3 separate regions of the Homo sapiens genome follow, and all the other regions are linked to region 2. A link is a loop called in an ENCODE intact Hi-C map of the cell type or tissue named here. Cell type or tissue: endothelial cell of umbilical vein. All regions are shown on one strand.

What was found. Hi-C counts contacts between places; a loop is a spot of excess contacts. Peaks named below come from ENCODE experiments on the same cell type or tissue, not always from the same donor. Only the 100,000 strongest peaks of a DNase experiment are listed, where the experiment ranks them.
Region 1: it touches region 2 in a loop (9-fold over the local background); 1 of 110 quality-filtered maps calls a loop at or near these places.
Region 3: it touches region 2 in a loop (9-fold over the local background); 1 of 110 quality-filtered maps calls a loop at or near these places.

The regions. Positions count from the first base shown.
Region 1 is chr14:22,685,861-22,693,860 of GRCh38, reverse strand. No RefSeq gene overlaps it. Among named protein-coding and RNA genes, the nearest start is that of OR6J1, 46 kb to the right of the region's middle. In endothelial cell of umbilical vein, no CTCF peak of the experiment used is centred here; DNase peaks (open chromatin) are centred at 2,470 and 4,460; H3K27ac peaks cover 3,732 bases.
Region 2 is chr14:22,610,391-22,618,390 of GRCh38, reverse strand. It overlaps ABHD4 (abhydrolase domain containing 4, N-acyl phospholipase B), which reads right to left. Exons shown (of 7, transcript NM_022060.3): 7 at 5,428-7,532. The coding sequence ends at 7,443. Among named protein-coding and RNA genes, the nearest start is that of ABHD4, 16 kb to the right of the region's middle. In endothelial cell of umbilical vein, no CTCF peak of the experiment used is centred here; a DNase peak (open chromatin) is centred at 4,020; H3K27ac peaks cover 2,887 bases.
Region 3 is chr14:22,736,239-22,744,238 of GRCh38, reverse strand. All of the region lies in intron 1 of OXA1L-DT (OXA1L divergent transcript), which reads left to right. Among named protein-coding and RNA genes, the nearest start is that of OXA1L-DT, 26 kb to the left of the region's middle. RefSeq lists an enhancer at 6,812-6,981. In endothelial cell of umbilical vein, no CTCF peak of the experiment used is centred here; DNase peaks (open chromatin) are centred at 4,048 and 4,578; H3K27ac peaks cover 2,652 bases.

The DNA.
Region 1 (8,000 bases), 75 kb before region 2:
GAGGCTGAGGCAGGCAGATCTCGAGGTCAGGAGTTTGAGACAAGCCTAGCTAACATGGTGAAACCCCGTCTCTACTAAAAATACATAAATTAGTCGGGCGTGGTGGAGGGTGTCTGTAATCCCAGCTATTCGGGAGGCTGAGGCAGGAGAATTTCTTGAACCCGGGAGGCAGAGGTTGCAGTGAGCTGAGATCATGCCACTGCACTCCAGCCTGGGTGACAGAGCATGACTCCGTCTCGGAGGAGAAAAAAAAAAATCTGGGAAATCCTAGACAGATCAATTAGGCAAGGGAAATAAATAGACATCCAAACAGGAAAAGAAGTCAAATTATCTTTCCTCAGATGATGTTATTCTCCATCTAGAAAACCCTACAGACTCTGCCAAAAGGCTAATGGAACTGATAAATGACTTCAGTAATGTTTCAGGACACAAAATCAATGTACAAAAATCGGTTGCATTTCTATATACCTATAATGTTCAAGCTGAGAGCCAAATCAGAACACAATCCCATTTACAATAGCCACACAAAAAATAAAATACCTAGGAATACATCTAACCAAGGAGGTGAAAGGTCTCTACAAGGAGAACTACAAAACACTGCTCAAAAAAATCACTGATGGCACAAACAAATGGCAAAACGTTCCACACTCATGGATTGGAAGAATAAATATCATTAAAATGACCATAGAACCCAAAGTAATCTATAGGTTCAATGCTATTCTGGTCAATGTCATTTCTCACAGAACTAGAAAAAGCTATTCTAAAATTCATATGGAAGCAAAAAGGGCCCAAATAGCCAAAGCAATCCTAAGCAAAAGGAACAAAGCTGTCAGCACCACATTACCTGACTTCAAAATATACTATAAAGCTACAGTAAGCAAAACAGCATGGTACAGTACAAAAACAGACACATAGACCAATGGAACAGAATAGAGAACCATAAGTAAAGCCACACCCCTACATCCATCTGATCTTCAACAAAGTTGACAAAAATAAGCAATGGGGGAAGAGACTCTCTATTCAATAAAGGGTGCTGGGATAACTGGCTAGCTATATGCAGAAAAATGAAACTGGACTCCTACCTTTTACCATGTACAAAATTAACTCAAGATGGATTAAATATTTAAATATAAGAGCTCAAACTGTAACAATTCTAGAAGAAAACCTAGGAAACATCATTCTGGACATCAGCCTTGGGAATGAATTTATTACTAAGTCCTCAAAAGCAATTGCAACAAAAACAAAAATTGACAGGTGGGATCTAATTAAACTAAAGAGCTTCTGCACAGCAAAAGAAACTATCAACAGACTAAACAGACAACCTACAGAATGGGAGAAACTATTCACAAACTGTGCAGCCAACAAAGATCTAATATCCAGATTCTATAAGAAACTTAATTCAACAAGCAAAAAATAAATAACCCAATTAAAAAATGGGCAAAAGACATGAACAGTCACTTCTCCAAAGAAGACTTTCAAGCAGCCAACAAACATGAAAAAATGCTCAATATCACTAATTATCAGAGAAATTCAGATCAAAACCACAAAGAGATACTATCTCATACCAGTCAGAAAGGCTATATTAAAAAGCCAAAAAACAACAGATGCTGGTGAGGCTGCAGAGAAAATGGAACACTTACACACTGTTGGTAAGAATGTAAATTAGTTCAGTCACTGTGGAAAGTTTTTTAAAGATTTCTCAAAGAACTTATAACAGAACTACCATTCAACCCAGCAATCCCATTACTGGGTATATATCCAAGAGAAAATAAACTGTTTTACCAAAAAGACATGTGCTTGCATGTTCATTGCAGCACTACTCACAATAGCAAGGACATGGAGTCAACCTAGGTGCCCACTGACAGTGGATTGGATAAAGAAAATATGGTACCTATATAACAAAGAATGCTATGCAGCCATTAAAAAGAATGAAATCATAGTTTTCTGCAGCAACATGTATGCAACTGAAGGGCATTATCCTAAGTGAATTAAAGCAGAAACAGAAAACCAAATATCGCATGATCTCGCTTATATGTAGAAGCTAAATATTGGGTACACATGGACAAAAAGATGGAAAAAATAGACACTGGGGACTACAAGATAGGGGAGGTAGGGAGTGGGGGAGAGGGTGGAAAAACTACCTATCAGGTACTATGCTCACTACCTGGGTGCTGGGTTCAGTCATACCCCAAACCTTAGCACCATACAATTCACCCATGTAACAAACCTGCATGTGTTATGAAAGTTATCACATTCTCTTGGGCTCCCACGCCTTTGCATATGCTGTTCTTCCTACTTGAAATGTTTTCCCGACCTTGGCCAAAAGCAGGTTGAGTTTTCCATTGGAAAACTTTTCTAAGTACTTCCCCCTTCCCTCCACCCAATCATACTTCTCTTGTCTATAAATAGTTCTGATATTGCACTAAATACTGTATCATCACTTCTGTTTTTTTCTTTGTATCCGCCTACTAACAATGTGACCCTGGACACATCCTGACAGCAGGAATTTAATCACATTTTTCTTTGTATTTCCAGCATCTGGCACAAGTACTTATATGGTGACATCATATAGATTGAAATGTTAACCATGATTTTGTTTTGATAAGCCACTGTGTGGAAAACCATGATTTTTTATGAGTATTTCTTATTCCTCTCAATTTGGGTAGGTAGACTGGGAAAGAAATGATGCAGAAGGAAGAGTAAAGCTTTTCTGAAGTTTAAGACTCATGGAGTGGAAAAAAGCTGATGGGTCAGAACATGCCTTTTTACTTCCTCAGATTCTGCACACTAGGGAGAAAGAGGAGACTTGAAAGAGAAGAAAGGACAGTTCAGAGCTAATGGGGCTCCAGAAAGGGGCATAGTGCTTTGCCTTTCCTAATTCCTGGCCAAGTCTGAAAGGGGAAATGATAGAACCACACATAGAGTTGTGGGTCTGAGAACAGAAAAAACTTGTGATTTGCTTTCTGGAAAGGGCCTTCAGGCAATGGCAATACCACAGAGGAGAAGAGGCTACATAAAGTTTCTAGGCAGGTGGGATTTTCAAGAGCATCAAGGAGTTTTCTGCAGCTCAGAGGTGCAGAAATAGAGTAATGAGGTATAGAGTGCCTGAGAGAGGTAAAGAAGTAGCAGGGAGAGCTGCCCAAGCTTCAAGGACCTCACTGAGAAGAATGAGGAGTGATGCACCAGCCACCTGTGTGGACTGACAACCTGGGACAGGGTGGGAGAATGCCAGAGGATAGATGGGCAAAGGACTGGCCATTTCCTAGTCCCTTCCCATCCTCCTCAGAACTTCAGCACAACTCTGAAGAAAAGTGTACTTGTGGGAGAACCCAGAATTGCCTGAGATTTAATTTCTGCCATCAGGCTAATGAGGCACCTAGGGAAATTAAGCTGAGTTTTTAAAATATCCAGAAAGTTAAATTTGTTGCACACGTGAGTCTCTGAACCCAGATGTGTATTTGCTTTACCTGGCATCAGGCAGTGTTATAACTCAATAAATTTATGTAAAATGTAAAAAGGAGTATCAAATTTCCCTAAATAAACTTTGCAATATAAACATAATTTATGTTATTAATTCTTTGTCAATAAAAATGTGGCAACATTCTGCTGCTCTGAGAGCTAGTGTCTCTTGGTCAATTACTTGATACAGTGGAAAAGACTTTGACCTTACAGTCAGATAAATATGGATGTATACACTGGCTCTGCAATCTGCTGGCTGGGTTACCCTTTCTCTCAGAACCTCATTTTACTCACAAAATAGGTGCTTAATATAGTTAGTTTCCTTCCTTTACCTTCTATTTTGTCCCACGATATCTCTGATAGTCTCACCTGTAGAGCTGCCATTACTATTAATATCAAATGGAATTTTTATTGATTATATCAATTAAATAAATTATTATTTTATTATTTTTTCACCATTTTGTTTTAAATTCATGTGTTAGTTATGTGTACTATTCTTTTTTTTTTTTTTGAGACAGGGTCTTGCTCTGTCATGCAGGCTGCAGTGCAGTGGTGTGATCTCAGCACACTGCAGCCTCGACTTGGTGGGCTCAAGTGATCCGCCCACCTCAGTCTCCCAAATAGCTAGGATTACAGGTGCATGCACCCACACCCATCTAATTTTTTTTTTTTTGGAGAGACAGGGTTTTGTCATGTTGCCCAGGCCGGTCTCAAACTCCTGACCTCAAGCAATCTGCTCACCTCAGCTTCTCAAAGTGCTGGGATTACAGGTGGTTATATCTACTATTCCAAAATAATATGTTTATACTACTATTTCTTGATTTATCTACTTTAAGCAATTTGATTTATCTACTTTAAATAACAGGTGAGGAATTTTGCTCACTTACAGTAATACTCTCCACAGGGCTGCTTACATGACTCATGACATGGCAGCTGGCTTCCTTCAGAGCGAGTGATCTGAGAGACAGCAAGTTGGAAGGTGCAATGACTTTTATGACCTAACTTTGAAATGCACACACCATCATATCCTCAATATCCTGTTGCTTATATGAGTCAGCCCCATTCAGTGTGAAAGGGATTACTCAAGGGCATGCATACCAGGCAAGATTGTACCAGAGAACTTATAAAGCTGTTGGTATGGTCTGAATGCATGGTCTGGCTAGTGGTCTATCTATTTGTTGATCTCTTCAAAAAACCAGCTCCTGGATTCATTGATTTTTTTGAAGGGTTTTTTGTGTCTCTCTCTCCTTCAGTTCTGCTGTGATCTTAGTTATTTCTTGTCTTCTGCTAGATTTTGAATTTGTTAGCTGTTGCTTCTCTAGTTCTTTTAACTTTGATGTTAGGGTGTCAATTTTAGATCTTTTCTGCTTTCTTTTGTAGGCATTTAATGCTATAAATTTCCCTCTACACACTGCTTTAAATGTGTCCCAGAGATTCTGGTATGTTGTGTCTTTGTTCTCATTGGTTTCAAAGAACATCTTTATTTCTGCTTTCATTTTGTTATTTACCCAGTAGCCATTCAGGAGCAGGTTGTTCAGTTTCCATGTAGTTGAGTGGTTTTGAGTGAGTTTCTTAATCCTGAGTTCTAATTTGATTGCACTGTGGTCTGAGAGACAGTTTGTTGTGATTTCTGTTCTTTTACATTTGCTGAGGAGTGTTTTACTTCCAATTATGTCATCAGTTTTAGAATAAGTGCAATGAGGTGCTGAGCAGAATGTATATTCTGTTGATTTGGGGTGGAGAGTTCTATAGATGTCTAATAGGTCCGCTTGGTCCAGAGTTGAGTTCTAGTCCTGAATATCCTTGTTAATTTTCTGTCTCGTTAACCTGCCTAATATTGACAGTAGGGTGTTAAAGTCTCCCATTACTATTGTGTGGGAGTCTAAGTCTCTTTGTAGGTCTCTAAGAACTTGCTTTATGAATCTGGGTGCTTCTGTATTGGGTGCATATATATTTAGGATAGTTACCTCTTCTTGCTGCATTGATCCCTTTACCATTATGTAATGCCCTTCTTTGTCTCTTTTGATCTTTGTTGGTTTAAAGTCTGTTTTATCAGAGATTAGGATTGCAACTTGTGCTTTTTTTTGCTTTCCATTTGCTTGGTAAATATTCCTCCATCCCTTTATTTTGAGCCTATGTGTATCTTTGCACATGAGATGGGTCTCCTGAATACAGCACACTAATGGGTCTTGACTCTTTATCCAATTTGCCAGTCTGTGTCTTTTAATTGGCGCATTTAGCCCATTTACGTTTAAGGTTAAAATTGTTGTGTGTGAATTTGATCCTGTCAATATGAGGCTAGCTAGTTGTTTTGCCCATTAGTTGATGCAGTTTCTTCATTGTGCCAATGTTCTTTACAATCTAGTATGTTTTTGCAGTGGCTGGTACCAGTTGCTCCTTTCCACGTTTAGTGCTTCCTTCAGGAGCTCTTGTAAGGCAGGCCTGGTGGTGACAAAATCTCTCAGCATTTGCTTGTCTGTAAAGGATTGTGTTTCTCCTTCGCTTATGAAGCTTAGTTTGGCTGGATATGAAATTCTGGGTTGAAAATTCTTTTCTTTAAGAATGTTGAATATTGGACCCCACTCTCTTCCGACTTGTAGAGTTTCTGCAGAGAGATCTGCTGTTAGTCTGATGGGCTTCCCTTTGTGGATAACCCGACCTTTCTCTCTGGCTGCCCTTAAAATTTTTTCCTTCATTTCAACCTTGGTGAATCTGAGAATTATGTGTCTTGGAGTTGCTCTTCTCAAGGAGTATCTTTGTGGTGTTCTCTGTATTTCCTGAATTTGAATGTTGGCCTGTCTTGCTAGGTTGGGGAAGTTCTCCTGGATAATAATCCTGAAGAGTGTTTTCCAACTTGGTTCCATTCTCCTCATCACTTTCAGGACACCAATCAAACACAGATTTGGTTTTCACATAGTCCTGTATTTCTTGGAGGCTTTGTTCATTCCTTTTTTTCCTTTTTCTCTAATCTTGTCTTCAAGCTTTATTTCATTAAGTCGATCTTCAATCACTGATATCCTTTCTTCTGCTTGATTGATTCAGCTATTGAAACTTGTGTATGCCTCACAAAGTTCTCATGCTGTGTTTTTCAGCTCCATCAGGTCATCTATGTTCTTTTCTACACTGGTTATTCTAGTTAGTAATTCATCTAACCTTTTTTCAAGGTTCTTAGCTTCCTTGCATTGGGTTAGAACATGCTCCTTTAACTTGGAGGAGTTTGTTATTACCCACCTTCTGAAGCCTTCTTCTGTCAATTCATCAAACTCATTCTCCATCCAGTTTTGTTCCCTTGCTGGCGAGGAGTTGTGATCCTTTGGAGGAGAAGAGGCATTCTGGTTTTTGGAATTTTTGACCTTCTTGTTCTTGTTTCTCCCCATCTTTGTGGATTTATCTACCTTTGGTCTTTGATGTTGGTGACCTTTGGATGGGGTCTTTGAGTGGATGTGCTATTCCTGTTTGTTAGTTTTCCTTCTGACAGTCAGGCCCCTTTGCTACCAGTCTGTTGGAGTTTGCTGGAGGTCCACTCCCAACCCTGTTTCCCTGGGTATCACCAGAGGATGCTGCAGAACAGCAAAGATTGCTGCCTGGTCTTTCCTCTGGAAGCTTCGTCCCAGAGGGGCACCTCCTAGATGCCAGCCAGAACTCTCCAGTATGAGGTGTCTGTTGGCCCCTACTGGGAGGTGTCTCCCAGTCAGGATACATGGGGGTCGGGGACCCACTTGAGGAGGCAGTCTGTCCCTTAGCAGAGCTTGAATGCTATGCTGGGAGGTCCACTGCTTTCTTCAGAGCTGTCAGGCAGAGACGTTTAAGTCTGCTGAAGCTGTGCCCACAGCTGCCTGTTTTCCCAGGTGCTCTGACCCAGGGAGATGGGGGTTTTATCTGTAAGTCCCTGACTGGGGCTGCTACCTTTTTTTTCAGAGATGCCCTGCCCAGAGAAGGGACGTCTGGCCACAGCAGCCTTGCTGAGCTGCAGTGGGCTCCGCCCAGTTTGAACTTCCCAGTGGCTTTCTTTATACTGTGAGTGTAAAACCACCTACTCAAGCCTCAGCAATGGTGGACGCCCCTCCCCCCACCAAGCTCGTGTCTCAGGTTGATCTCAGACTGCTGCTGTGCTGGCAGTGAGAATTTCAAGCTAGTGGATCTTAGTTTGCTGGGCTCTGTGGGGGTGGGACCCACCAAGCTCGATCACTTGGCTCCCTGGCTTCAGCACCCCTTTCCAGGGGAGTGAATGGCTCTGTCTCGCTGGCATTCCAGGCACCACTGGGGTATGGAAAAAAAGAACTCCGGCAGCTAGTTTGGTGTCTGCCCAAATGGCTGCCCAGTTTTGTGCTTGAAACCCAGGGCCCTGGTGGGGTAGGCACCGGAGGGAATCTCCTGGTTTGCGGGTTGCAAAAACCATGGGACAAGCACAGTGTCTGTACCAGAGTTCCTCAGGCTCAGTGCCTCATGGCTTCCTTTGGGTGGGGCAGAAAATTCCCTGACCCGTTGTGCTTCCCAGGTGAGATGGCTCCCCACCCTGCTTCAGCTTGCCCTCCATGGGC
Region 2 (8,000 bases):
GAAGAGATGGATAAATTCCTGGACACATACACCCTCCCAAGACTAACCCAGGAAGAAGTTGAATCTCTGATAGACCAATAACAGGGTCTGAAATTGAGGCAATAATAGCTTACCAACCAAAAAAAGTCCAGGACCAGATGGATTCACAGCTGAATTCTACCAGAGGTACAAGGAGGAGCTGGTACCATTCCTTCTGAAACTATTCCAATCAATAGAAAAAGAGGGAATCCTCCCTAACTCATTTTATGAGGCCAGCATCATCCTGATACCAAAGCCTGCCAGAGACACAACAAAAAAAGAGAATTTTAGACCAACATCCCTGATGAACATCGATGCAAAAATCCTCAATAAAATCCTGGCAAACCGAATCCAGCAGCACATCAAAAAATTTATCCACCATGATCAAGGGGGCTTCATCCCTGGGATGCAAGGTTGGTTCAACATACACATATCAATAAATGTAATCCAGCATATAAAGAGAACCAACGACAAAAACCACTTGATTATCTCAATAGATGCAGAAAAGGCCTTTGACAAAATTCAACAACACTTCATGCTAAAAACTCTCAATAAATTAGGTATTGATGGGACGTGTCTCAAAATAATAAGAGCTATCTATGACGAACCCACAGCCAGTATCATAATGAATGGGCAAAAACTGGAAGCATTCCCTTTGAAAACTGGCACAAGACAGGGATGCCCTCTCTCACCACTCCTATTCAACATAGTGTTGGAAGTTCTGGCCAGGGCAATCAGGCAGGAGAAGGAAATAAAGGGTATTCAATTAGGAAAAGAGGAAGTCAAATTGTCCGTGTTTGCAGATTACGTGATTGTATATCTAGAAAACCCCATCGTCTCAGCCCAAAATCTCCTTAAGCTGATAGGCAACTTCAGCAAAGTCTCAGGATACAAAATCAATGTGCAAAAATCACAAGCATTCCTATACACCAATAACAGACAGAAAGCCAAATCATGAGTGAACTCCCATTCACAATTGCTTAAAAGAGAATAAAATACCTAGGAATCCAGCTTACAAGGGACGTGAAGGACTTCTTCAAGGAGAACTATAAACCATTGCTCAATGAAATAAAAGAGGATACAAACAAATGTAAGAACATTCCATGCTCATGGGTAGGAAGAATCAATATCGTGAAAATGGCCATACTGCCCAAGGTAATTTATAGATTCAATGCCATCCCCATCAAGCTACCAATGACTTTCTTCACAGAATTGGAAAAAATTACCTTAAAGTTCATATGGAAGCAAAAAAGAGCCCTCATTGTCAAGTCAATCCTAAGCCAAAAGAACAAAGCTGGAGGCATCATGCTACCTGACTTCAAACTATACTACAAGGCTACAGTAACCAAAACAGCACGGTACTGGTACCAAAATAGAGACATAGACCAATGTAACAGAATAGAGCCCTCAGAAATAATGCCGCATATCTACAACCATCTGATCTTTGACAAACCTGACAAAAACAAGAAATGGGGAAAGGATTCCCTATTTAATAAATGGTGCTGGGAAAACTGGCTAGCCGTATGTAGAAAGCTGAAACCGGATCCCTTCCTTACACCTTATACAAAAATTAATTCAAGATGGATTAAAGACTTAAATGTTAGACCTAAAACCATAAAAACCTGAGAAGAAAACCTAGGCAACACCATTCAGGACATAGGCCTGGGCAAGGACTTCATGTCTAAAACACCAAAAGCAATGGCAACAAAAGCCAAAATTGACAAATGGGATCTAATTAAACTAAAGAGCTTCTGCACAGCAAAAGAAACTATCATCAGAGTGAACAGGCAACCTACAGAATTGGAGAAAATTTTTGCAATCTACTCATCTGACAAAGGGCTAATATCCAGAATCTACAATGAACTCAAACAAATTTACAAGAAAAAAAACAAACAACCCCATCAAAAAGTGGGTGAAGGATATGAACTTCTGAAAAGAAGACAATTTATGCAGCCAAAAGACACGTGAAAAAATGCTCATCATCACTGGCCATCAGAGAAATGCAAATCAAAACCACAGTGAGATACCATCTCACACCAGTTAGAATGGCGATCATTAAAAAGTCAGGAAACAACAGGTGCTGGAGAGGATGTGGAGAAATAGGAACACTTTTACAGTGTTGGTGGGACTGTAAACTAGTTCAAGCATTGTGGAAGTCGGTGTGGCGATTCCTCAGGGATCTAGAACTAGAAATACCATTCGACCCAGCCATCCCATTACTGGGTATATACCCAAAGGATTATAAAACATGCTGCTATAAAGACACATGCACACGTATGTTTATTGTGGCACTATCACAATAGCAAAGACTTGGAACCAACCCAAATGTCCAACAATGACAGACTGGATTAAGAAAATGTGGCGCATATACACAATGGAGTACTATGCAGCCATGAAAAATGATGAGTTCATGTTGTTTGCAGGGACATGGATGAAGCTGGAAACCATCATTCTCAGCAAACTATCACAAGGACAAAAAACCAAACACTACATGTTCTCAGTCATAGGTAGGCATTGAACAATGAGAACACATGGACACAGGAAGGGGAACATCACACACCAGGGACTGTTGTGGGGTGGGGGGAGGGGGGAGGGATAGCATTAGGAGATATACCTAATGTTAAATGACAAGTTAATGGGTGCAGCACACCAACATGGCACACGTATACATATGTAACAAACCTGCACGTTGTGCACATGTACCCTAAAACTTAAAGTATAAAAAAGAAAAGTCAATATTATTATTATTATTATTTTGAGACAGAGTCTCGCTCTGTCGCCCAGGCTGGAGTGCAGTGGTGTGACCTCGGCTCACTGCAGCCTCGGCCTCCCGGGTTCAAGCGATTCTCCTGCCTCAGCCTCCCGAGTAGCTGGGACTACAGGTGCCTGCCACCACGCCCAGCTAATTTTTGTATTTTTATTAGTGATGGGGTTTCACCATGTTGGCTGGGCCGGTCTTGAACTCCTGACTTAGTGACCTGCCCGCCTTGGCCTCCCAAAGTGTTGGGATTACAGGCGTGAGCCACCGCGCCCAGCAAAAAACCGTCAATATTATAATAGCGAGAGGAGAATGTTTATCTTGAGATATTTCACCAGGATGGGGTTGAGACAGACCCTCAGAATCTCAAGTGGCTTTCTTGCTTCTGCCAGATAGACCAGGACCCTGAGGAAGGACAGAAAAGGAAGGGAGACTGAGAGAAAGGACCCTCCAGACCTCATCCGAGGACTCTGTATGAATTGAAAAGTCACAAAATGAGAAAAAATCTTGTGCACCATTCATTGGACATTGTGTTTGTTATCAGTTAAGAGTAGGAGTCTTAGGCTGGGCGCGGTGGCTCACATCTGTAATCCTAGCACTTTGGGAGGCCAAGGTGGGTGGACCACCTGAGGTCAGGAGTTCGAGACCAGCCTGACCAATATGGTGAAACCCCATCTCTACTAAAAATACAAAAATTAGCTGGGCATGGTGGCGGGTGCCTGTGGTCCCAGTTACTCAGGAGGCTGAGGCAGGAGAATTGCTTGAACCTGGGAGGCAGAGGTTGCAGCGAGCCGAGACTGCACCATTGCATTCCAGCCTGGGCAACAGAGTGAAAAAAAAAAAAAAAAAAAAAAGAGTAGGAGTCTTTTCTATCTGGCCATGAACTGTACCTGCAGGGTCATGGATCAGAATGGAAAGAGGTACTCATCAAGATTTCACCACCGTTTTGGCAATGAAACCAGACTACATTTTTAGCACACATACTTTGGTGTCTATACCGAGGAGGAAGTTAAATTTAGCACATTTTCTGCTAGTCGCTGAATACTGCAGTACCACCTGGGTCTTAAGTTGAGTCACAGTCCTTTTAATGTCTGTCTGTGGAATCTCTCCTTTTAAACTGCTAGGCATTTGAGGAGCCTGGATTTATGGTTCAAACTGTCACCATAAATCCTTAGTGCCCACCCAGAAACTGTGCTGATTGGGTAGAATGTTCATAGTAATTTCTTAGTCCCACCTAGTGGAATGTTAGGAATGTTCCTGTCAGATGGGGTGTGTGTCTGCGTGCTGGCTTGTGCCCATGCGTGCAGACCATGTAGTATAAACAGGGGACTCTGGGTGACCTTTCTCAGACTCTTCTTGCGTCTGCTCCTGAAGAATGTGTTTGCCTCGTGTTGAGTTGGAAAAAGCAGATCAGCATGTTGTGCTACCTCCAAAAAAAAAAAGTGATTCTGGAGCAAGCAGAATGAACTCTCAGGGGCACAGGCCCTACTCTACCCAGCCTTCTGGGTCAAATGTCAGAGACAGAGTCCCTTAGACCAGTTCCTGCAGACACAGGGCACCAGAATCTCCTAGGAATGTGTTTAAATGTAGATTTCACGGTCAGACTCCATTCAGGTTAACCAGATCAAACTCTAGGGAATACAGCTCAGGAATCTATATTTAAAAAAAAATACCCCCAGGTTGTTTTGTTATGTGACTGGGTTTGGTAACCACTGCCTCACTTGGCCCGTTCTTCAAGAGGGTGGTAGGGTCATGCAGTGTTGATATTAAGTCTTTTAGATTTTACCATCTAAGCATCTTTTGCATTTTTCCCCTCTCTGTGTCCATTAGCCCCTAGCCAAGTCCAAACTACCATCAGCTCTGGCCTGGACCACTGCAGCAGCCTCAAAGTTCTCATCCCCCTCTCATCTGAACTCCACAGAGCAGCCAGAATGGCTCTTTCAATCTCAGGCTGATTTTGTCACACTCCCTACCCCACCCTGACCCCCATTCATTTCCTTCCATTGCTTTTTAGAATGAACACAACATTCTTCATGTGGCCAGAGGATCTGCTGAGCTGGTCCCTACTGATCTCACCAGACTTCTCTCCCAGCCACCTGCCTTTGCAGTCGCCCCTCTCTCCAGACAGTCCTTCCCCTTTCCCTGGTCCTGCCTTCAGGCACAGCTGCCATCACTTCTGCAGGAGGTTTTCTCAATTCTCACGGGTAGCACTTTAGCAATTTTACATTGATTTACATAATATTTTGACTAGGTGCATCTCTTTGAGTGAACTGGAATTTCTCACAAAGGCAGACACTCTCTGTTTCTTCACTATTGCAGCCCTAGTGGTTGGCATGTAGTAAGCTCTATATACCTGCCTTCTCCTCCCTATAAAAATCCTCAGAGAAGACACAGGGTCCTGAGATGGATCAGAACTTTGTAATTATATTCAGGAGGAGTTCTGTCTATTCATTCATCATGACATGTGTAGTATCATGTGCTTTTTTTTTAAAATTTAGGTTTAATACATTTTCAATCAGCCTATGCACATGGAATATGCGCCATTTAGAACCGTGGAATTCTGGGCCCAGCTGGACTCAGCCAGCACAGAGCAAGCACTGTTAGTAATGATTTGAACACTTTTTTGAATACTTGGTATATCTCACTTCCCGTGGCATGATGAAAACAAACATTTATTGAACACGAACTATGTGCTAGATGTACCCTTTGTCTTTATGTTGCTTATGGTCTGGGGAGGAAAGAGACGCTAAACAAGTAACCACAAGTTTATAAGTTTTACAAAAGGGGCAGATGATATGCCACAGAGATGCAGAACAGAGGGGTCCGAGTCTAGTTTAGGGAATCAGGGGAAGGCATCTCTGCATAAGGAATATTTGAGCTGAGATCCAGAGGATGAGAGGAAGTTAGAGCAGGATGCAGGGAGCAGTACATGTGTGGGCTTCCCTTGAACTTAGGAAGAAAGGGTGTCTAATGGGCAGCAGGAAGTACTAAGTTCCACCTCTCTACTGTGAACTGGGGCTTGCCCCATCCACACTGTGGATCTCGACTCCTCATTTGTCATGAGTGGTTGGCTGAGAGGGCCTGTGCTGACCTGGACTCTGGGCTGGGTCTAGCGGGCAAACGCCACACTAAAAGGAGAAGGAGTCGTGGGTAGGCAGGCAACCCTCAGGACTCCCTTCTCTCAGGCATCACACAGGCTGTTGCGAATTCAGCACCACCAGTGATCAGAGCAATTTTAAACATCATCCCCACCGGTAATTTTTACTCGTTTCTTTATTAATATAGAAAAGGAGCCCAGGGCAGCTGGACCAGTAGTACAAAGCACCAGGAGTTAATACCATTCTGGTGAAGGGGATGGTTTTACAAAAGTGAAGGAGCAGGCAGGAGCCACCAGGTTCTGAGGCCAGGCCCAGCCTACTGCCCAGAACCCCTGAAACGGCTCCCTGGGAAAAAGCTGACAGATGGGTCAGGGGTGGATTGAGCTGGAAACCATGGGGACAGATGGCAGGGATAGAGGGTCATGCAGTGGGAACCACCCAGTGGCTGATAAGGACAGGGAACTTGTGGCTGGAGGCTCCCCATTGGGCCATGGGCAGGGGCTTGCAGATGGCCTCAGCTCTGGGGGCAGGTAGAGAAACTGCAGAGACTGATGGGCATGGAGAACCCAGACATGGCCCTGGGGCTGAAGGGCCTTTCCACCCTCTCTTCACCAGGAGCCACCTTTGCTCTATACTACATATGGGGCTTCAGGGCCCAAGGCACAGGGGAGGCTCAGAGGCCTCCAGTTGGGAGGAAGATGGGGCAAGGAAGGAAGCACTTGAGTGTCCCTAGCTTAGGCAGCCGGGGATGAGACACAGGCAGGACAACAGCACCCCCGCATAGTGGGGCTAGAATGTGGGACAGGGACGGGCTTATCCTCGGCCAGTGACTAGGACCAGCCCCATGGCAATGGTGCCTGTCTCCAGCCTTAGCAAATCAAGTGTGCAACAAGCACAGGGTGTCGGCAGACCTGGGCTCTAGCCTTACAAGCTCTGCCAGAACTTGAATCACACAGAGCTGTATCACCATGGTCCAGCCATGTCCTGCCTTGGCCTGTTTCCTCCTCTGTCAATGAGGGCTTTGAATAAGACCTCCTAGGTCATGAAAAGGACTCTGCAGGTGAAGGGAACTCCAGGACCTGCTCTTGGCAGTTAAGCAGACCCTGGATGGAACTGGTATGGGATGGGGTGAAGTGGGGGATGGAGGAGGAAGGTGTTCTTGCATGGAACCTATCCCCACAAACACTACAGAGTGAGGAAAGGCCACTGGAAGCCCTTCTTTGCCCAGAGGAAGAAAGGCCACAGAGAGAGTGAATGTGGCTTGGTGCAATCCCTTCACATCCTCCACCATCTGGGTAACACTTGGCAAGGAGTGGATGGGTGGCATTGTGCAACCCTTTATGTTCTTCCCTGGGGGTGGCACTCAAGGCCTCTTGTGGCTTCTGCCTTCAGCCTTCAGTGTAGGGTCAAGAGTGTTCTTTTCACTGTCGTCCTGTTCTGGGAACAGCACAAGACTCTGCCTGGCTGGCACATGTTAGTTGGTGAGGAAAGGACAGAGTGGGTGAGTAAGCAGACAGGGAGGTAAGAGTGACTCTCTGGCTTTCTCCTCTTCCTCTTCAGAGAGCAGCTCAATCAACTGAGTCGCAGATCTCCTCCACCACAGCATTGAAGATGTGTGGCTGGTCAGCATAGACATGGTGGGAGGCACCCTTAATCTCCTGTGGAGAGAGAACCCGCAGGGGTGGGATGGCCTTTTATTCCTGGTGCTGGGAAGCCTTCACGCTATTTCTTTTCCCCTTAGACTTGCTTGCCTGCCACCCACGAGCTCTTATCAGAGATAATGCTCCACCTTTCTCGCTTGGATCTTGGTATTTTCCTTTGACAGCCAATGCTTTCCCATTCTACTTACTTGATAAACATTCACTGTGTCTTTCCTTCTGTGTTAGCCCCACCACTGATCTGCTCATTTAATCCAAAGGTCCAGTAAACCTGGGCCCATGGTTGGCACCCAGCCTCATTAAGCACACTCATTGGCACATGGCGGAGAGGGGTAAGAAAAAAGGGGAGGAGGTGTGGTGGGGAAGCTTCATGGCAGCCTCTACTATTCACTCTACTGCCCATGGCTCTGGTTTTGGGGTAGAAACTACATGGGGGCTGGAGTAGCAGCAGGTGCCTGGCTGCTAGAC
Region 3 (8,000 bases), 130 kb before region 2:
ACCCCCCACGTAATCACAATCCAGGATTTCAAACACAAAACTTCCATGTTCTCTACTCAGATTTCCCAGTTGTTAACATTTTGCCATATTTCTCTCTCTCTCTAACGTATATGATGATTCTTTTTCCAAACCATTGAAGAACAAGTTGCAAACACGATGATCCAACCCTTAAATACTACAGTGAATTTCCCCTGAACAAGGACATTTTTCCTGTATGATACAACTATCCCAATTCAGGAAGTCAACATTGATATAACGCTACTACACAATTAACAGACCCTGTTCAAATTTTGCCAACTGTTCCATTCTCTCTTTGTAGTCTAGAATGTGATCCAGTATCACATTGCATTACTTGTTGTGTCTTTTTAGTCTTCTTCCATCTAGAATTGTTTCTTAATGTTTCCTTGTCTTTCATGACCTTTACAGTTTAAACAGTATATTCTATTTCATTCTCTAAGTACTCTCAGTTGGGGTTTGTCTGATGCTTTCTCTTGTCCATACTCAGGTCATGAATTTTTGGCAGGAGTGGCCCCCAAAATAATACTAAGCTGGCTGGGTGTGGTGGCTCACGCCTGTAATCCCAGCACTTTGGGAGGTCAAGGCGGGTGGATCACCTGAGGTTGGGAGATCGAGACCAGCCTGACCAACATGGAGAAACCCCATCTCTACTGAAAATACAAAATTAGCTGGGCATGGTGGTGTATGCCTGTAATCCCAGCTACTTGGGAGGCTGAGGCAGGAGAATCACTTGAACCTGGGAGGCAAAGGTTGCGGTGAGCCGAGATTGCGCCATTGCACTCCAGCCTGGGTAACAAGAGTGAAACTCCGTCTCAAAAAAAAAAAGAAAAGAAAAGAAAAGAAAAAGAAAAACTTTTCCTTCTTCCTTAATCATTCATTCATTCATTCATTCATTTATTCATGTCAATGTGAACTCATGGATTCTTATGTTAGTCAATAGATTAGGATCTGTTATCATCATTTATTACAATGCTCAGATTGTCCCAGTTTTGGTCAGTGAAAACCCTCTCAAAGCTGAGTCCCATTTCCTTTGGATATATCTCCATCATTCTTTGAATACTTCCTTATTTTCTGCTATTATAGAGTATTCCAAACTCAACTTATACCCCAGCACTGGAATCTGTCATTTCTCCAAGGATTCCTGGCTCCTTTTAGTGGAGGATGGTATTTAGAAACCAAGATCTGGGTGCTTAGTAGGCTCATTGGAACTAGGGTTCACATGCACACATTGATTATCTATATCTATCTAATCATCATCTAGCAAATATAAATTCACACCAGTATCTCCAATTCCAATCCAATATCTCAATTTTTTTCTAGCTTTCTTCCATTCCATGTGGGAGAAGGTCACTCCATTTTTCTTGACCCTCTCAGCTTCTCAGTCCCATCTCTGGTGACACCTCCTTTGCCAGCATCTTCTTTGGTTCTCTGCCTCCCTGTGGCTGCCTCTTTGGTGGGCATTCTGCCTCCTTCATGGGATAGGCAGGAAGGGCAGGGAAGAGGGAAGAGGAAGAGCCATTCTGATATCCCCCTAGCTCTTTTTTTTTCTTTTAAATGGAGACGGGGTTTCACCATGTTGTCCAGGCTGGTCTTGAACATCCAAGCTCAGGCCGTCTGCCAGCCTCTGCCTCCCAAAGTGTTAGGATTACAGGCATGAGCCACTGCACCAGGCCTTCCCTGACTCTTTAGTTAGAACCCAACACTTTTCAGGAATTGATACACACTGAGAGTTTGACACCTCAAGATATTCCAGTGTGATGGGTTGTTTTATGACTTAAAGTGACTAATATTTGCAAGATGAGTTAGTGTTTAGTGAGAATAGGGGAAAGGAGTAGACAGAGGGGAGAAAATAATGGAAAGGGATAAATAATCTCCCTTCTAGTTGGGGATGGACAGAACTCAACTCTAGTCTTAGTTTTATAGGGGCAATGATTCTCACCAGTGCTCATGCCCCAGAGCATGCGCTTGCCATAGAAAGGCTGGGTTGGTTGGAGTGGGGATGGAAAGTAGGTTTTCAGATCCATCAAGGAGAGAATGCACATTTTAGAATGGCTGTGGAATCAACTTGGCCTTTCCAGATGACCTGTGGTCAGGCTAGACTTTTTAGGACCTTTATTCTCTTTTTTTCTTTTTCTTTTCTTTTTTTCTTTCTTTCTTTCTTCCTTCCTTCCTTCCTTTCTCCTTCTTTCTTTCTCTCTCTCTCTCTCTTTCTTTCTTTCTTTCTTTCTTTCTTTCTTTCTTTCTTTCCTTTCTTTGTTTCTTTCCCTTCCTTCCTTCCTTCCTTCCTTCCTTCCTTCCTTCCTTCCTTCCTTCCTTCCTTCCTTCCTTCCTTTCTCTCTCTCTCTCTTTCTTTCTTTGTCTCTTTCTTTCTTTCTCTCTCTTTATCTCTTTCTCCTTTCTTTCTTTCTTTTTTTGACAGAGTCTCACTCTGTAGCCCAGGCTGGAATGCAGTGGTGTGATCTCAGCTTACTGCAGCCTCCGCCTCCCGGATTCAAGCGATTCTCCTGTGTCTGCCCGCCAAGTAGCTGGATTACAGGTGCCCGCCACCACGCCCGGCTAATTTTTGTATTTTTAGTAGAGATGAGGTTTCACCGTGTTGGCCAGGCTGGTCTCTAACTCCTGACCTCAAGTGATTCACCCCCCTCAGCCTCCCAAAGTGCTGGGATTACAGGCGTCAGCCACCACGCCCGGCGTTTAGGTTCCTTTAAAGTCATAACCAGGACTCTGTCCCCAGGTTGGAAGTCAAAATGGTCTTTGTAGGGCAGGGGAACACCCTGCCATCATTCCTCAGCTCTAATCTAATCTAATAACTTCTATTGCCCTGTTAATTTGTTAATAAACTTCCAGAACTCCTTGACAGACCAACTGTTCTTTATATTTTGTCTAGTAAACTAGAAGGGGTAGGAGATTGATAACCTGGGATCAAACTCACAAGAGTTAGGTGACACTTGTCTGTTATAAAGTTACACTTTGGCTCATATCTGTAAATAGGGAACAGCAATGAGCAAATTCAAGAATTAATGTTCGGCCAGGCACGGTGGCTCACGGCTGTAATCCCAGCACTTTGGGAGGCTGAGGCGGGCGGATCACGAGGTCAGGAGATCAAGACTATCCTGGCTAACACGGTGAAACCCCGTCTCTGCTAAAATACAAAAAATTAGCCGGGCGTGGTGGCGGGCACCTGTAGTCCCAGCTACTTGGGAGGCTGAGGCAGGAGAATGGCGTGAACCCGGGAGGCGGAGCTTGCAGTGAGCCAAGATCGCACCACTGCACTCTAGCCTGGGCGACAGAGCGAGACTCCATCTCAAAAAAAAAAAAAAGAATTAATGTTCAATGTATTGATTTGTTTGATATAGTCATTACTAGCAGTCTCTAAAACATAGTTATCTGAATTTCTAACAGTGGGTACAATTGCCCAGGCCTTGTATATCTGGCTGTGTAAGACAGTGGCTAACAGTGAGGATTGTCTCAGACAGTCAAGGTTTGCATCCTGATGACTAAGGATATACTTACCAGATATGTGTCATTAGGCACAACATTTTCCTCACCTGTGAAATCTGTAAGTATCACATCAGGCTGTTTTGAGGTTTAAGTGAGATAACACAAAGTTTTTTTGTTTATGTAGGTCATAGTTTTATTATTACTAATAATATTGGCATTATTTTTCTGAAACAAATATACATCAGATAAAATGAGTAACTTTGTCAATGTCACTAGGACCAATATTTTCATCATAAGTGATTATAGTCTTAGGGAAATTGCCTAAAAGTGAAATGGCTGGGTCAGGAGGTCTGCACATTTTAAGGCTTTTTTTTCCCATTCCTAGACTGCGCTCCTGAGGATCACACTAGCTGTTGGAGAGCATCAGTTTTCTGAATTCTCTACAACATAGTTATTACTATTTTGCCAGTTTTATGTGTTGAGATGAACGTTGTTCTTATTTTAAAAAAACAGGAACTGAGGCTGAAGAAGGCTATGAATGATAGAGTGGACAGCAGTGCATGAGGACAGCTGGGCCAACTCTTCAATATCACACCTTCATTACTCATTCTCACTAGAAGGCCATATTCCTCCCAAGTAAAATGGGTGTCAGTTTACCTAGATTATATGTTAATTTGTTCCTTTTTATGGCTGAGGAGCATTCCATAGTATGGGTCTTCCACCATACGCTTATCTATTCACTAGTTGATGGACATGTGGGCTGTTTCTAGTTTTTGGCTATCATTAATAAAGCTGCATACAAGTCTTTGAGTAGATCTCTATTTTCATTTTCTTTGGGTACACATCTAAAAAGGGATTTGATGGTTTGTATGGTAAGTATATGTTAAACTTTATAAGAGAAGGTTAGAGTATTTTCTAAAGTGATTATATCATTTTGCACTCCCACTAGCAATGTATGAGAGTTCCAGTCACACATAGACTCTGAGATGGAGCAAAGACCCCTCTTGGGGGCCTGCCAGGGATGACCTTCCCCACAAAGCATGGAAATAAAGAAAAATCTTGAATTCCTTCAAGGGAAATTCCAGGCACCTAGCTAGCCTTGAGAAGTAAATGAACAACTTGATAAGCAAGAAGGGAATGGTAGCTTAAAACAATAGCCAAGGAAGTTGAAGTCACAGGATGTTTGGTTTCCTTTAGAAACTGAAGATAACATCTTAACATATATCCCTGAGTTGTTTTTCAGAAACCCAGACCTCCATCAAATGGCTCCTCTGGCACGCAGACCTCAGATAAGGGGGAAACTGAGGAATGAATGCTGGCCACCATTCTTTGTTATAAATTTCTTCCTGAAGGGTGTGGAGGGAGCATGCCCATAAACCAGAGCTAACATTCTTTTCTGCTGATCCTAAATTTTTTACAAAGTTTTCCCTCCTTAACCAATTGCAAATCAGAAAAATCTTTGAATTCACCTGTGGCCTGTGAGCCCCGATTTGAGATGTCCTGTATGGCCTCCATGTATTGATTTATGATTTTTTTTTTTGAGACAGAGTCTCACTCTGTCACCCAGGCTGGAGTGCAGTGGCACAATCTTGGCTCACTGCAACCTCTGCCTCCCTGGTTCAAGTGATTCTCCTGCCTCAGCCTTCCAAATAGCTGGGGATTACAGGCGCCTGCCACCACACCTGGCTAATTTTTGTACTTTTAGTAGAGATGGGGTTTTTTCACGTTGGCCAGGGTGGTCTTGAACTCCTGACCTCAGGTGATCTACCTGCCTCGGCATTCCAAAGTGCTGGGATTACAAGTGTGAGCCACAGCACCTGGCCCAATTTATGATTTTTGCCCATAACCGCTGTTTCCTTGCCTTAAAAAACCATTAACTGTAAGCCACTGGGGAGGTTGGGTCTTAAGTGTGAGCTGCCTGATTCTCCTTGTTGGGTGCCCTGCAAATAAATGCCCTCCTTTCTCCCACTGCAAAAAACTTGGTGTGGATGTTTGACTTTACTGTGCTGGGTGAGCGAACCCAAGTTCAGTTTGATAACTCTTTATAGGATCTCTCACATACATAGACTCTACTTTTCCTACCATTAATGGATTTTGAAAGGGCCTTTTTTTTTTTTTTTTTTTTTTTACCGTGAAACTCCAGAAAAAGTTTTGTAATTGCCCAACAGGTTTCTCCTGCCTACTATACAGACAAAACCAATTCACAGAGACCATGGCGTTGCAGTAAAGAAAGAGTTTAATTAAAACTTGGCTAGGCATGTGGAAAACAGAATTATTACTGAAATCAGCCTCCCTGAGAACTCAGAGGCTAGGGTTTTTGTAGATAATTTGGTGAGCAGGGGCTAAGGAGTGGGTGCTGCTGACTGGTTGGGGATAAAATCATAGGAATGCAGAAAACAATCCTTGTGTGCTGAATCTACCTCTGGGTCAGGGCTGCAGGATCAGTTGAGTCATGAGATAGAATACAAAAGTCTGGAAAACATCTTAAAAGACCAATCTTAGGTCCTAGCATCACTATTACATTGTAATTTTTTTTTTTTTCAGATGGAGTTTCACTCTTGTTGCCCAGGCTGGAGTGCAGTCATGCGATCTCAGCTCACTGCAACCTCCACCTCCCGGGTTCAAGCGATTCCCCTGCCTCAGCCTTCCGAGTAGCTGGGATTACAAGCATGTGCCACCACACCCGGCTAATTTTGTATTTTTAGTAGAGATGGGGTTTCTCCATGTTGGTCAGGCTAGTGTGGAACTCCCAACCTCAGGTGATTTGCCTGCCTTGGCCTCCCAAAGTGCTGGGATTACAGGCGTGAGCCACTGCGCCTGGCCTTTTTTTTTCTTTTGAGACAGAGTCTCACTCTGTTGCCAGGCTGGAGTGCAGTGGCAAGATCTCCGCTCACTGCAACCTCTGCCTCTTGGGTTCAAGCGATTCCCCTGCCTCAGCCTCCAGAGTAGCTGGGACGATAGGCACACACCATCACACCCAGCTAATTTTTGTATTTTTAGTAGAGACGGGGTTTCACCATGTTGGCCAGGATGGTCTCGATCTCTTGACCTCATGATCCTCCCACCTCAGCCTCCCAAAGTGTTGGGATTACAGGCGTGAGCCACCACCTATATTGTCCGGCCTATATTGTATGGTTATGGGGCAGTTGGGGAAATCACAAATATTGTGACCTCTGGCAACATGACTCCTGAGCAGTAAGTGGTTATAGAAACTATGTTTACATCCTTAGCAGAATTCAGGCTCCTCCCATAATCCTAATCTCATGGCCTATCATTCATTTTTAGTCCCTGAGCAAGGAAGGAGGGGGTTAGTGTTAGGTAAGGATTATTATCATTCTTGCCTGCAAGTTAAACTATAAATTGAATTCCTCCCATGGTTAGTTTGGCCACACCCAGGCATGAGTGAGGACAGTCAGCCTGTGAGGCTTAGAAGCAAGATGGAGTCAGTCATGGAGGCAGTCATGGAGGCCTGGAGGCATGATTAGAAGCAGTCATGGAGGCAGTCATGACAGCCATTTCTCCCACTGTCATAATCCTTGCAGAGGCAGTTTCAGTTTCAGAATCTGTTTCAGTTACTCATTCAAAGAGTTAGTATAACAGATTCCACTGCTAGAAAACTGCTGGGTGTGGTGTCAGAGCCCTGGCATCAGCATTGGGCAGTGATGGACTTGCAGGTTGGTAAGAAGAATCTACCGACTATAGTATAGGTTTGAAAAAGGAAAGTTTTGGGCCGGGTACGGTGGCTCATGCCTGTAATCCCAGCACTTTGGGAGGCTGAGGTGGGTGGATCACCTGAGGTCAGGAGTTCAAGACTGGCCTGGCCAACATAGTAAATCCCCATCTCTACAAAAATACAAAAATTAGCTGGGCGTGTTGGCATGCACCTGTAATCCCAGCTGCTTGGGAGACTGAGGCAGGAGAATCACTTGAACCCTGTAGGCGGAGGTTGCAGTAAACCAAGACCATGCCATTGCACTCCAGGCTGGGAGAGTGAGACTCCGTCTCACAAAAAAAAAAAAAAAGAAAAAGGAACGTTTTATTAGAAAGAAAGAATGCTACAGAAGATGGCAGTGGCACACTAGAGGAGTGAAAACGCCAGTGGATTTTTCCTTAGGGTATTTATGGACCTTAATGCAGGAGCTGAAGGGAAATTTGCACAATAAATGATTACATTTACAGATATTTTGGTGCCTTAATGTCAGCAAGGGTTGCACAATGAGTTTCAACATGCATGCATTCTGGAGATGTATAGAAATTCTAGTTACTGGCCGGGCGCGGTGGCTCACGCCTGTAATCCTAGCACTTTGGGAGGCCGAGACGGGCGGATCACGAGGTCAGGAGATCGAGACCATCTTGGCTAACACGGTGAAACCCCGTTTCTACTAAAAATACAAAAAATTAGCCGGGCGTGTTGGCGGGCGCCTGTAGTCCCAGCTACTTGGGAGGCTGAGGCAGGAGAATGGCATGAACCTGGGAGGCGGAGCTTGCAGTGAGCCGAGATCGCGCCACTGCACTCCAACCTGGGAGACACAGCGAGACTC